Linked DNA regions of Homo sapiens: all the other regions are linked to region 3. Evidence: chromatin contacts called from ENCODE Hi-C or POLR2A ChIA-PET data. All regions are on one chromosome and are shown on one strand. Each heading gives the region's core, a stretch centred on a gene start or an enhancer-like site at or near the end of the contact. The rest is flanking DNA. Distances are from core to core; before and after follow the strand shown. Region 1 holds the start of RPL15 (ribosomal protein L15). Region 2 holds the start of NR1D2 (nuclear receptor subfamily 1 group D member 2). Region 3 holds the start of STT3B (STT3 oligosaccharyltransferase complex catalytic subunit B).

Region 1 (4,342 bases), core at 5-2,504, 7.6 Mb after region 3:
GACTCAATGGCTTGTCACTAATACTCCACCAAAAATACTTCAACAGTAAGTTAATGCTATCTAATAGAAAAAAATAAAACACATCCCAGTCTTTTTCAATGCACCTTAGGCTACTCACACAGGGAGGCACACTGTTTATTTTGCTTTAGTCTGAACTCATTCAGATTTGTAACCTTTGACACACTTGCCACTTTAGACAACAGTGCATACAGTAACTGACCAGTGTTGCTAGCTTTTTTCTGCCAAAGCCCTATGCGAAGAAAGACACTGAGGCAGCAGTGTCTTCCTAACAGCTGGTTTCCAACTTTTCTCGAATATAATTTTATCCAAGCATCCACGCAGTCGATCACGTACCTTGCTTGGCCTTGTAGCCCAGTCGGCGCGCTTTATCAGGCCGGGTGGGGCGGGGAGCCCTGTGGAGAGCAGAGAGCTGGCGGTACTGCCAGCAGCGGACCCTCAGAAGAAAGCGCATGACATCAGACTGCTTCTTTCTCCATAGCTCCTGGATGTACTTGTATGCACCCATCTTGGCTTACCTGTGAAATCAAACTGTGTATTAAATATCATCCGCTTTAAGTACAATAAGACGACTGTATCCGTCCATCTTAGTTCCCCAACAAAAACAAGGAAACCGCCGGGAATGAAAATGGCTCTGCACCAACTGCCGGGGACAGCTAGCCCAACCCCCACCACTGCGCCCACGGAGCCGCGTTCAGTCACTTCCGCAACCCCAGCACAGAGCGGTGCTCGGCACGTTTTGGTGGGGCGAATTAACAGAACCAGAACTGAGCACCAAGGGGGCGGGTGGCTGCGGCAGGCGGCGTCCCCAAGGAGGACCTGAAAGGAGATGCCGCTGACATCACAGGACAAGGTACTGCTGCGGCCACCGAGGATTAACTCTCGAGGAAAATGCATCTACCCCACCCAACCAGCAGCCTCACTTTAGGCTGCCTTGTCCCGGGCGCCCCATTCGTCAGCCCCACGCCTCCTCCAGGATCCGGGCCCAGCTCGAATTCGCGCCGCCATCACATCTTCGCTCAACCCGCCCCGGGGGCCGCCTCTCCACCCCTTTGCTGTCCCGCATCCTGACCAAACTCTGGCCGCACAGGAGGGAGACCTATCTCCGAGGACGCAGGGTCCCCGGACCTGGATGGCTGAAGAGGAAGACGATCAAAGGCGGATGGAAGAGCAAAGATCCTCAACGCAGCCTACCTGATGGCTGCCGCCAGACGGAAAGGAAAGAGCTGTACTCCCACAATGCCTTTTGGGCTCCTCCCCCACCTCAGCCACCCTCTTTCCGGTGGAAAGCTGCGGCCTCCCAGAGCGTCATGGGACATGTAGTTCCGGCATCGCGCCTGGTGGCGGAGTTCTGCCGAGTGGGGCGCCGCGGCCGCTATTGTCCCGCCCCCTGCTCCGCAAGATTCGAGCCTGAGCGGCCTGGGCGTCTCGAGAGGTGAGAGAGTTGGCGGCGAGGTCTCGGCGGCTAAGCGAGCGTCGGCGACTGTCTCTCCGCGAGAGGAGGCAAGTTGGGGTCCAGGCTCCAAAGCCGGTGGCCGCGTACCGCGGTGGAGCCGCTGTCTTTGAGGTCTGAGGAGAGAACAGGTTTGTTTCACGCACCGCGGGCTCTCCCCCTGCGGAGTCTCTGCGTCTCCGCGTCTCCGCGCTGCGCTGTCCCTCTCTGGCCACCGCACGACGGGCGCAGAAATCTGGGCCCCAGAGCTGCGCTGAGAGATCCCCCGACGCTTCCCCAGCCTCCCAGGGAGGCCTTCGCGGAGTCGGGGCGTCGCGGGTCGGGGCGCTCGCTGTGTCCCTTCAGCTCCAGACTGCGTGAAGCTCCTCCAGCAGGCCCCAGCGCCCAGGGATTTTGTCCTAAAAAAGGGTCATGGAGTGGGTGGATTGCGGGCGGCCCGGCGCTTTTTCTGCATACGGATTTCGTCCCAAATTTGCTAACATGAGAACCACAGTTTTTCAGAAGAGCAGAATGTTTATTTGCCAAGACCTGTTTGGCAGGTGTGAATGTTTTAGAGAAGAAATGCCGAGAAAATGCTGGCATTTTGCGTTGCGGGTTTTTTTTTAAATTGAGAAATAGGTTACTGGCTTACTTTGTTTCTCCAGAATATTTTCACTTGGCTTTAATTTAAGTCATGTGGCTTTAATTTCCTTCCAGATTATGCGTTCAGATGTGGCAAAGGCTTAAGAGAATCATTATCTCTTAATCGTAGCGGTTTTGATTATCTTTTTTCCCACATCATATTTTTCTTTCTTTCTTTTTAAATCACAGCTTTACGTTTTTAAGAGTCTCTATCTGGTTCATTGATTGATTCAACAAATATTTATTAAGTGTCTAATATGTGCCAGGCATAGTTGCTGGGGATGCAGCAGGAAACAACGCAGAATTTTTGGCCTTCTTGGAAATGGGCAGTAAGCAGAAGTAAGCTGTGTTTTGGGTTTGGTGGTAAATGCTAAGGAAAAAAGATAAGGGGAGGGAAGTGATGAGGGAGTGTTAGCGGCTGAGGGTTGCAATTTGGAATGGAGTGTCCAGGTTAAGTCTTTGAGAGAAGGTAACATTTAAGAAAGGACTTCAAGGATAGGAGTCTGGGAGTAAGAGTAGGGGTCTGATTCAGGCAGAGGGAGAAGAGCCATGACTGGAGCATGCAAGATTAATAGAGGAACAGCAGGGAAGCAGTGTGGCTGAAATTCACAGTAGGGGAAAGTGGGAAATGACGTCGGAGAGGTGAAGGTTCTCACATGGACTTTGGATTTCATTGGCAGATTTTGAACAGAAGGATGACTTCATATGGCGTACATTTTAAAAAGATAACTCGGATTGCTCCTTTTGAGGCTAAAAGGAGAGAAAAAATGGAAGCAGAGAGACTGCTTAGGAAATTGTGTTAGTCTTCCATTGCTCCTGTAACAAATTTCAGCAACTTTGTTGGTTAATAATACAAATTTACCGTCTTTTAGTTTGTACATCAGACTAGGTCTGTAAATCTGTAAATATCACCAAGCTAAAACCAAAGTCAGTAGGGCTGTGTTCCTTCTGGAGGTACTAGGGGAGAGTACATTTATTTCCTTGGCTTTTCCACCTTATGAAGCCTGCCTGAATTCCTTGGCTCCTGACTGCTTCCTTCATCTTCACAGCCAGCAAAGGAGCATCTTCCAATTACACCTTCTGTCCTCTCCAGCACTCCTGTGTGTCTCTTATAAAGACACTTGTGATTACACTGGGCCCACCTAGATAATTCAGGATAATATCTTCGTATGGAAGTTCTTAATTTAATCACCCCCGCAAAATTCTTGTATGAGTATGTAAAGTAAACATATTCACAGGTTTGGGGGATTACGATATCTTTGAGAGACCAGGTGAGAGAACATGGTGCCTCACCCAGACCACTTCAGTAGTGATGAAAATGGTAAGTAGTGCAGCCCTGTATGTATTTCAAAGGTGAGGATGACTAAAAAGTTGAATGTGCTACTGTAGGTACGCTGCCTATGGGCGTAGTCCTGCTCCTAAAGGAGCAGTAAAAATAAAATTTAAAAAGTTGGATGAATCATTTGGAAAAACAATTCTAGTAGTGTGAATAATCACTGCTAATTTATCAATCACATTTGCAGTTTTGTTTCTCAATTTGTAGTTTCTCAGTTAACAGTTTTACAAGATTTGGATTTGTGTTTCCAGTTGATTTTGAGATTCCTGAGGACAAGGGATGATTTCTGTTTTTGCCCCCTAGTTTGTCCCTGATGGCTGGCATGATGGCAGGCCCTCAGTAAATGTTTGGTAAATGAATAAAAGAATGGTAAGCTAGAATCTGCTTTATTACATTTTATTTTGTGCAATACTGTGTGCAAAACCTGTTGAATATATTTTTATGTATGTAAATATATTCATATATGGATAAGTGAAAGTATTCCACACTATACATAATGTTGACATAAGTAAATACACAGTGTAGGTGGTTTCCCCACATGACAGTATTTTTAGAGATTTATAACATCTCTCCTATGATGTTAACAGTGTTTTGGTATTGTTTTTCTGGTTGCGTCAGAAAGTTGTGTTTTACTTATAAAAATAGAATGGCCCACTTACATAGAAGAACAGAAGCAATAACGGTTTTGGGGAGCTGTTTCTGATGGCTCTTCAAAGAAAATGTTGACAAAGCATTTCACAGGAATGGACCAGGTCATATATTTACTCTCTGTTTTTTTTTTTTTTTAGCCTCAAGTTGGAGAGAGGAGGTTGTATTTATTCTCTAGCAATGTTATTGATTAGCCTGGAAAGTAAAGCAATAAGTATTTAAGACTGCCCTGAATCTTGCCTATTAAGCACGTTCTCTTAGTAATT
Region 2 (4,122 bases), core at 1,009-3,508, 7.6 Mb after region 3:
AGGATTCAAGACAAAGAGGGCAACTTGGAACTTGATAATCATCCAACCACTTCCACAAGAGCCTGTTCACTTCTGGGTGCTCCATCCCAAACGGCAACAAGGATGATGAGTGATCAGAAAAAACAATGCTGGGCAAGGACAAAGAGATGAGAACTGTAAATGGAAGAACTGAAGGGGGAAGGGGATGGTCAACATTCATCCGGAGGAATTTTTATAATGTGCCTTGCTCCACGAGGCAAGATTTAGATCAGCGAAGTATTGGAAGAGGGCTCAAACCAGAGAAAAACTTCCTAATTGAGCCAGCCCTTATGAGGTTACTAAAGCTATTAGAATTCATGCTAAAGGGTGGGTTAGAAGAGGTTCACCCTGATCACCTCTGAATTCTAACATGTAGAAGTTTAATTCTATGATAAACTCATAAAATTTTAAAAATACCCTCAAAGGCTAAGTAGGCCGATTAGGTAATCAAAACACAATTAGATCCAGATTTTTGTGAGACAACAGGTTAAAAAAAATAAGTAAATTCTAAAAATACGTAAATAAAATTAGAAAGTGACTTTATTTTTACTTTTGGTGAAAAGTTCACAATACATTTGTTATCGAGGCAAGATTCTTAGAGGCGCATTGCAACTCAAAAAATAAAACAAAAGCTGGCTGTTTCCATAACCTCACTCACTTCAGATCTACCTCATCATTTGGGGCAGACAAAAGGAGGGAAGGGCACCCTGTTGTTCCGTTGCAATGTAACAAAATGTGACAAGAAAAATATTTATAAAGCCAAATTCTCTTGATCAGATTCAGGAAAAGTCAGCGACCCACAGGTTAATTTTTTTTTAATTTAAATGAAGAATGTCCAGTCTTACATATGGTGTTGGAGTCACCTATGATCACCTGAGTCATCCTGACCATACGTGAGCTGCACGCTCAGCTGCGGGTGTGACCCGTTTACTGGAAAACTCCAGCCCGAAGGGATCTGGAAGCAGTTTTTAAGACTGTGTGTGTATGAGACAGGTCGCGTCCTAGAGCAAACGGTTTTTTTTGTAAACAGACGGCATCCTAACAGGGGCGGTGCTACCCAGTCTGCGGGGAGTCGCTCGGGATCGAAGCACCTCAGAGCTCCTTCGAGCGTATCCCTTCGGGAAAGCCCCACGCCTTCCCCGAGGCGCCTCCTCCGGCCTGCAGCACGCCCTCGTCCTGCACTTCCTCCTCGGAATCTGCAAGGTATGCAGCTACCAGCCTCCCCAGGCGCCGGTTCGTTTGGTTTGCGCGGGGTCCGCGCCTTGGGGTCACCTCGCGAAAAGAGCGTGCGGCGTCCGGTGCACTGCGGTGTCAGCGCCCGCTTCGGGGACGCCCCGCCGCGGGGGCTCAGCGGGCGCGCACGCGCGGCCTCCTCCGCAGTGTGCAACCCCGCGGGGGAGGAGGGAATCGCGGCGACGTCACTGCCCCGAGGCTTCCAAAGGGGCGGAGCCTCCCGGGAGGCTGCGGCGCTCCCAGCCAGCGCGCGCGCGCGCGCCCCCGCCCCCACGTGTCCCTGCGGCCCCGGGGAATGTGGGTCAGGGAGCCGAGCGGCCTCACGTGTCCCCGCCCGCCGCCGCCGCCTCAGCGCCCATTATGTAATGCCGCGTCACGCGCCCGCCCAGCCAACCGGCGCCCGCGCGCCGCCGAACGTAAACACAGCGCGCACGTGGCTCGCGCGGCCGGGCCATGTGAGGGGGGGGCCGGGCCGGGCGCCGGCAGGCCGCGCTGCGGCTTTGCAGGGAGACAAGAGGGCGGGCGCCGGGCGGCCCGGGGGGCGATGGGAACCGAGCCAGAGGCGGACACGCGGCGCGCAGCAGCCCACCCCGCCCCACCGGCCATGGGGACACCCCCTGCCGCCGCCCCCCAAAGTGCCCCGCGGGCTCTGAGCGCTCCCTCCGGCCATCCCCCACCCGCCGCAGTCCGGTTCTTACCTGCATTCACCTCCATGGTGCCCTCGCGGAGGCGGCCGGGGCCGCCCGCTTCCCGCAGAGGGGGCAGCGCCGCCGCCGCCGCCTCAGCGCCGCGCCGCCCCGGGCTGGAAGCAGCGGTGGTCGCGGGGCCCCCTCATGGGCAGAGCGGGCGGGGCTCCCGGGCCCCAGGCCGTGCAGCGCACAGCAGGCTGCAGCGAGAGAGGGTGGCGGCGGCCGGCGAGCGGCGCTCCTCGCTGGGTCCCTGACAACAAAAGCGGCGGCGCGGCGGCTTCCTGCAGCCAGCGCACCGCGGCGGCGAGGGCGGCTGACGGGGAGGGCAGCCGCGACCATGTGACCCGCGCACACACCCCCTCCCTCCGCCCGCCCTCGGCCGGCCGCTGCGGCGACCTCCGCCCCGCCGCTCCCCTCCCTCCCGCCCGCTTCCCGGCTCCCCGGCTACCCTTTTCTCCTGCGCTTCCCCCTTCTCCCCTTCCTTCTCCTTGCCGAGCCCCTCCTCTTCCTTCGTTTTTCCCCTCCGTGCCGTAAACCTCTTCTCCGTTTCCCTCCGCCGCATATTCCTCCCCTCCTCCTCCTCTTTCCTCTCCTCCCGGCTGCCTTTCCCGCCTCTGGCCGGGAGTCCTCTCCACGCCCTGCCCCCCAACCTGGTGGCTCTTAGGTCAAAGCGGTGGCTTGGCGCCGAGCAAGGGTGATTCTCAGGACCCCGGCTGGGCCGGCTGGTTCGGGCTTGCTCAACCCTTGCGCCCCCCACCCCCACCCCCCGCTCCCACCCGACCGACCTCCAAACGCTGGTCTCTGAGGGCACAGACCCTTCCCTTTCCCTCTGCACCCTCTAGGTGATTTTATCCAATCTCATAGCTTAAGTAGACCTATGTTCTTGTGATTCCCAGATTTATATTTCAAGCCAAGACCTCTCTTCTAATCTCCAGATTCCTACATCCAGCAGCCCGTTTGATTATGCCGCTTTTTTGCATCTCAGATTTTAGACGGGTGTACGCGTGTGTCCGAACTCAGCTAATGTGCAGTCAAGATCTGGGCGTTTCACCTTGAATGTAAATTTTAGATCAAAAGAAAAAAGCTAGACATAAATTGTATGCGTGCTGAGGTGAATTCTGAGGAAAGTGCATTGATGCCCGCAATTTAAACGCATTACTGAAGTAAGATGGGCTGATAGAGGCATGAATAGATGATATGGTAAGATGTTAAACTTAGGCGATGGGGATATGGGTGTTGCTTGTAAAACTCTTTCCAGTTTGCTCTGAAATTCTTCACTATAGAAGGTGGGGAAAATGTCACGTGGAAGACATATTTACATGTGCAACACCCTATTTCCCCACCCCCCAGGTTTCTTCACCATATCAATATTTACTGTTTTGGTAAATCTGCAAGTTCCTGAAGCCAGCAAAATTATGTTTCTCTCCTAACACTCTCACAGCCTTTTATTCTCCATTCAATCCATTAGCAAGTCTGAGCTATTCTACCTTCAAAATATGTTCAATCCCTGTTTCTCACCGTTGGTATTGCTAGAGCAAACCATTATCTCTTGCCTCAGCTACTGCTCTGGTTCCCTAACTAGGAGAGTGCTTCTTGGGTCCTCCTACAGTCACTTCTCCCCAGCAGTCAAAGTATTATTTTTAAAATGTAAATAAGATCTGATTACTCTGCTGAAAACCCTCCAATGGCTTCGTGTTACACTTTGAAAAAATTCAACGACTTAACCTGACCTGCTTCGCCCTGCACAGATGTGGGTCCTGCTTCTCTTTCCAAGGCTGTCTTGATACCCAAACCCTTCTAAACACAGTTCCCTAATCACGGTAGCCCTCTATTCTTCCCTACTTCTGGAATTTATCACCCTCATGTGATGCTGATGGAAGAGTTCCCCAGGCCACGCTTTGTAGCTTGCTTGCTTTTTCATGTATCAACTACCATCTACTTCTACACAGGTAAAATGAGGTTAATATGAACAGTCTAGAAGGCAGAAAAGAAATCATAAAAGAGGATACCACTCTAAAAAGGCTGTGTACTGTATGATTCCAACTATACGACATTCTAGAAAAGGCAAAACTGGGCTGGGCGCGGGGGCTGACGCCTGTAATCCCAGCACTTTGGGAGGCCAAGGCGGGTGGATCACCTGAGGTCAGGAGTTCAAGACCAGCCTGACCAACATGGAGAAACC
Region 3 (4,107 bases), core at 972-3,471:
TTACTATTAAACAGTCGTTAGCCTTCCATTTGTAAAAATGTTACTATGGAAATATTCACAATTTTGTTACCTGAAATGTTTGGTCAACCATGCATTTCTGCTATTTTAATCTGAAAAGAGAACTTTCTCTTTTCATATTGTCCAGTAAATACTAGTTTTCATTTTCTGGTTCCAATTTCATTTTTATCTAACTTGCTTAAGTATTTCAAAACAAGACCACCTAATAATATTGTGTCAATAAGCCTTCACAGGTATTCTTAGGCTCATAAATAGTCTACACTAACATATTTTCTTCTGTGATTGCACGTTAACAAAAAGGTTATTTTTTAAAAAAACTAGTGTTAGAAAACAAAATCAAAACTTCTAAAATGGAATGAAAACATTTCATGGAAGACTGTCACAGTAATTAACTGATCTAAATTGAATTGTCCATGAGTGGGCCCCTCTGGTGTTCAATAGATGTTGCAGTACCAATTTTTCTCTCCATAATGCAGAACTTAAATCTGGTATATTACTATACAGGTAAGTTACTGCCCCCCTCCACCCGAACACTTATTATCTATATAGTTAGTAACTCTCAAAAAAGACTCTCTCTCTTTGAATCTCAAATGATGAAACAAATATCCTGAAATTTAATTAGGTCTAACTGTGAGGAAGTAAGATTAACTCAAGGTTGACAGGTCAATAAGATAACACTAGTTTAAAAGGCATACTCTCAGAGGGGAAAATCCTAACTCAGGGGGAAAAATCCTAACTCGGGTTGGGCAAGTTGCGAAAAAAAAGTTAAAGCAATCTTTCCATCTAGATAATTCACAGACCAATGTAGTGTCTAAGTTAGCTAGTGTTGTTAAGAGTGGGGTAATTTCCTAAAACATTCAGGTCAGTCCCTTACACCATGTGCAACTTCGGTATTACAATCTAGGACTCCCATCACCGTGGTACTGTTTGCTCTTATCCACAAACCTTCCTGCAGACCAATAAAGGAACTAATGCAATGCTTTCAGATACTGTGCATAACACACTAAGGGTGACAGTGGCTAACAGGGTAAGGATCTTGTTCTAAAAAGCAACCCAAGACGATAGTGAAACAGTAAGGTGCTGAGTGCACTTAAGAGCTCTGAAAAAAAGCCACTCTTTAAAATACCTAATGATAAATAAATAAGAGTAGCTAGCTTTCAGATCACTTTCAGGGGTATTATTTCCTTCCCTCCAACACGCCATTCACTCTCCTTTTCCCTTCTCGTATCATGAGAGCATAAAAAGAAACAGTAAAAGCGTAAAACTGCAAGGGTGAGCAGCCGGGGTTCCGGCACATCTGGACCCACCTCCAGCGGCAACAGGGCAGCCCCCCTGGCCGATTCCGTCTGAACTAGCAAAAACGCGCCCGCAAATATGAAAGAACGCGAAAGCAGCGGGCGAGGAGGGCGGGGAATCGACCGACAGTCCGCGGAGGAGCTACCTGCCGCCTCCTGGCGTGGCGGGTCCGGACTCAGCGACCAAAGCGGGCTGCGAGGGACTGCACCCACACTCCCGGCGGCTGCACCCACACTCCCGGCGGCTGCATCCACACTCCTGGCAGTCTTCACACTAGCCCGGCCGAGAATCAAGGTTTCGCTCCTGGACCCCGACGCCCCGCCTCAGGCTGCACGGGGCAAACTTCGCCCACGGGCAGGGGGCGCGCCCGGAGCTCCGGGATCCGCGCCGGCCTCAGCCAGGACGCGAGCGGGGCTCCGCGGCGGCGCGGGGCCAAGTCGAGGAGAGCTGCGGCGGGCGGAGGAGCGGGTCCCGGTTCCCCGCGGGCCACGGGCGGGGGAGGGGCGGCGAGGCACTTACCACGGGTCGAACTCGTGGATGATGCTTTCGAAGCGGATGACGGCGAAGAGGCGCGAGCTGAAGCCGGCAAGCCAGGCCAGGAAGAGGATGGTGAAGGAGAGAAGCGACTGCCACCCAGCCGGCTGCGACAGCCCCCCGGACAGCCCCGCCGGGGCCGGCTTCGGCGGCGCCGCGCCGCCCGCCGCCTTGTGCGCGCACTGGGCCCCGGGCCCGTGGTGGCCGTGCCGGCTGTTTCCCAGGGCCATGAGGCCACTCCACGGGGACGAGTTGAGGGACGACTTGTGCTTGCTCTCCGGGGCCGAGGGCTCCGCCATGTTGTGCCCCGGCGGCGGGTCTAGCTCTCCTCCTCCGCCGCCGCCGCCTGGTGCGAGGGGTGCTGGGCGGGGACCCGGAGGAGGAGGAGGAGGAGGAAGAAAAAGGAGGAGGGAAGAGCTCTGCGCGCTCCCGCCCTCAGCGCCGCGAGGCCGGCGGACTGGGGGTGGAGGAAGCGGCGGCGGGGAGTCTCCGCCTCAGCAGCGGCCGCAATCGCCGCTCTCTCAACCCAGATGGCCCCGGCGCCCCACTAGCCATCCGTATCCCCAGTGCAGCTGCGGCGGCGGCGGCGAAAGCCGACGGGACGAGGGCGCCAGGAAAGAAGCAGCAGACGGAGGCGGCACCACGGCTCTGAGAAGCAATGACATTCCCTCTCTAGCCCGCCGCCCGCCCAGCCGAAAGGAGCAGGGGGAGGAGCCCCCTGGAGTCCGGGCGGAGCTCAAGCAACCTCTGACTCCGCCTCCGGCCCGACAGGAACTGGCCCCTCCGCCTGTCACAAAGCGACAGGTCCGTTAGGGGGCGGGCCCAGAACCGCTGCGCCCACCAATAGGGGCGCGAGCTGGGGCGGAGCTTGACCCAACCGTCTCCCCCTCCCCCCCACCATCCCGGCCTCGCGCCGATTCGCCCGGAGTGGCCGAGCTGCGCGGCTACGGCTTCATTGTCAGTTGAAAGACGCGGTTTCGCGCGCCTGTGCGGTCGGCGAGAAAGGGTACTAGGCGGCTCCGCTAGGTTCATGGAGCTGAGCTGGGCCGAGGGGCGGGAACTGCGGAGCGGCCTCGGTCAAACTCGTCTTAAAGGACGCGGAAAGCGCCGCACCGACCAGCAGGACGCTCGCGGGCTCTCCGCGGTCGTGACTTTTAACCCGCTTTGCGCGGAGCCCTCACCACGTGACGGCCGCGCAGGCGCATTATCCTAGCCCTCGGCGCGTGGGTCGGGCCGAGGGGTTCAGCAGCCCGTGGCGCTCCTCGGCTGGCGCTGCGAGTGAGCCCGCGGCGGCAGTGACACAGCCTACCTTGCTCATTGCCCTTCACGTCCCGCCTCCGGCTTCTGCGGCCGCGGGAATCCGAGAATGTGAGCAAAGACAAGTTTTCCGACACCGAAAACTCGTTGGAACCGGCAAGCGCGCCCCTAGCTCCGGCAGGCAAAATGCGACCTTCTCTCGCCCTTTTTCGTTTGTACTCCGAATTGCGAAAGTACTGTATGTTCACTGGAAATATGGGAAAATGCAGAAATACATTAACGGCTGCATACATTCCGTCGAGTGAGTGAAACTAACTTACCCTGGACGTTAAGCTGTTTCCAGTTCTCACTTTACTAAATAATAATAGAACGAAGGTTCTTGTGCACGTCTACCTTGTATTTTTATAATTCCTTTCCTTTCCCCACTTCCCTCCTTGTCCGCTAAAATAAAGTGCTACCAGATAAACTCAGGGCAAAATGAGCTTAAACTAAGTGAGGTAGTGGGGAGACTCGAATTGCTCTTATATAAACCCCATAGAAAGTACGGAGCTTTCGGCGTAATCGGTGCTCAGTAAATACTTGTTCATGTCAATTCACAGCTAATTGTACATTTTATTAGGTAAGTAACATCTGGATATTAAAGGGCATATTAATGTAAAACTATAAAGGCCCTGAATTATTTTCTTAGGTGATTTAAATTTTTCTCTTTAACTACAAATTGTGTTTCAATATTAATAGAAGTCTTAAAATATTAGATAAATGAACCCTAGTTATTTTGAGGTAGCTCCTTGAAAGTAAGGCAACTCCAGCTACCCTTTTAACCTGCTAAGTGGTTACGTTTTGTCTTGTTTCCTTAAAAAAACCATAAATAGTCTTATTAAGGAAATAATGAAAAGGTTTCCAGAAATAGACTTTCTCACCAACAGTTTAATAGCCGACATTTATTGAACGTACACATTTTAATGAGAATTAGGATAAAATATTAACTGCCTCTGTTATACA

The links. A loop is a pair of places that touch in the nucleus more often than their neighbours do. ChIA-PET counts read pairs that join two places held with the same protein, here RNA polymerase II (POLR2A). Pooled maps may share reads with other maps.
Region 1: a map of naive thymus-derived CD4-positive, alpha-beta T cell shows a loop between it and region 3 (8-fold over the local background). The contact joins the promoter of RPL15 here to the promoter of STT3B in region 3. A Hi-C loop is called at or near these places in 1 of 168 maps with a recorded cell type or tissue (naive thymus-derived CD4-positive, alpha-beta T cell) and 5 of 50 pooled maps. POLR2A ChIA-PET finds 5 or more read pairs at or near these places in 1 of 52 experiments (CD4-positive, alpha-beta memory T cell).
Region 2: a map of natural killer cell shows a loop between it and region 3 (23-fold over the local background). The contact joins the promoter of NR1D2 here to the promoter of STT3B in region 3. A Hi-C loop is called at or near these places in 2 of 168 maps with a recorded cell type or tissue (naive thymus-derived CD4-positive, alpha-beta T cell and natural killer cell) and 5 of 50 pooled maps. POLR2A ChIA-PET finds 5 or more read pairs at or near these places in 1 of 52 experiments (activated CD4-positive, alpha-beta T cell).

Annotation. Positions count from the first base shown.
Region 1 is chr3:23,914,044-23,918,385 of GRCh38, reverse strand. It overlaps RPL15 (ribosomal protein L15), which reads right to left and starts at 1,254. Exons shown (of 4, transcript NM_002948.5): 1 at 1,213-1,254; 2 at 355-536. The coding sequence starts at 526. It overlaps NKIRAS1 (NFKB inhibitor interacting Ras like 1), which reads left to right and starts at 1,396. Exons shown (of 5, transcript NM_020345.4): 1 at 1,396-1,602. RefSeq lists enhancers at 513-612, 542-1,741, 993-1,792.
Region 2 is chr3:23,943,422-23,947,543 of GRCh38, reverse strand. NR1D2 (nuclear receptor subfamily 1 group D member 2) reads right to left here and starts at 2,258. Exons shown (of 8, transcript NM_005126.5): 1 at 1,950-2,258. The coding sequence starts at 1,965. LOC124909354 (a long non-coding RNA gene) reads left to right here and starts at 2,364. Exons shown (of 2, transcript XR_007095845.1): 1 at 2,364-3,889. It also overlaps a transcript of NKIRAS1 not described here. RefSeq lists silencers at 1,167-1,708, 1,205-2,394.
Region 3 is chr3:31,531,039-31,535,145 of GRCh38, reverse strand. STT3B (STT3 oligosaccharyltransferase complex catalytic subunit B) reads right to left here and starts at 2,221. Exons shown (of 16, transcript NM_178862.3): 1 at 1,834-2,221. The coding sequence starts at 2,147. RefSeq lists enhancers at 1-49, 1,489-1,548, 2,399-2,538 and silencers at 1,709-1,858, 1,939-2,068, 2,099-2,328, 2,639-2,898.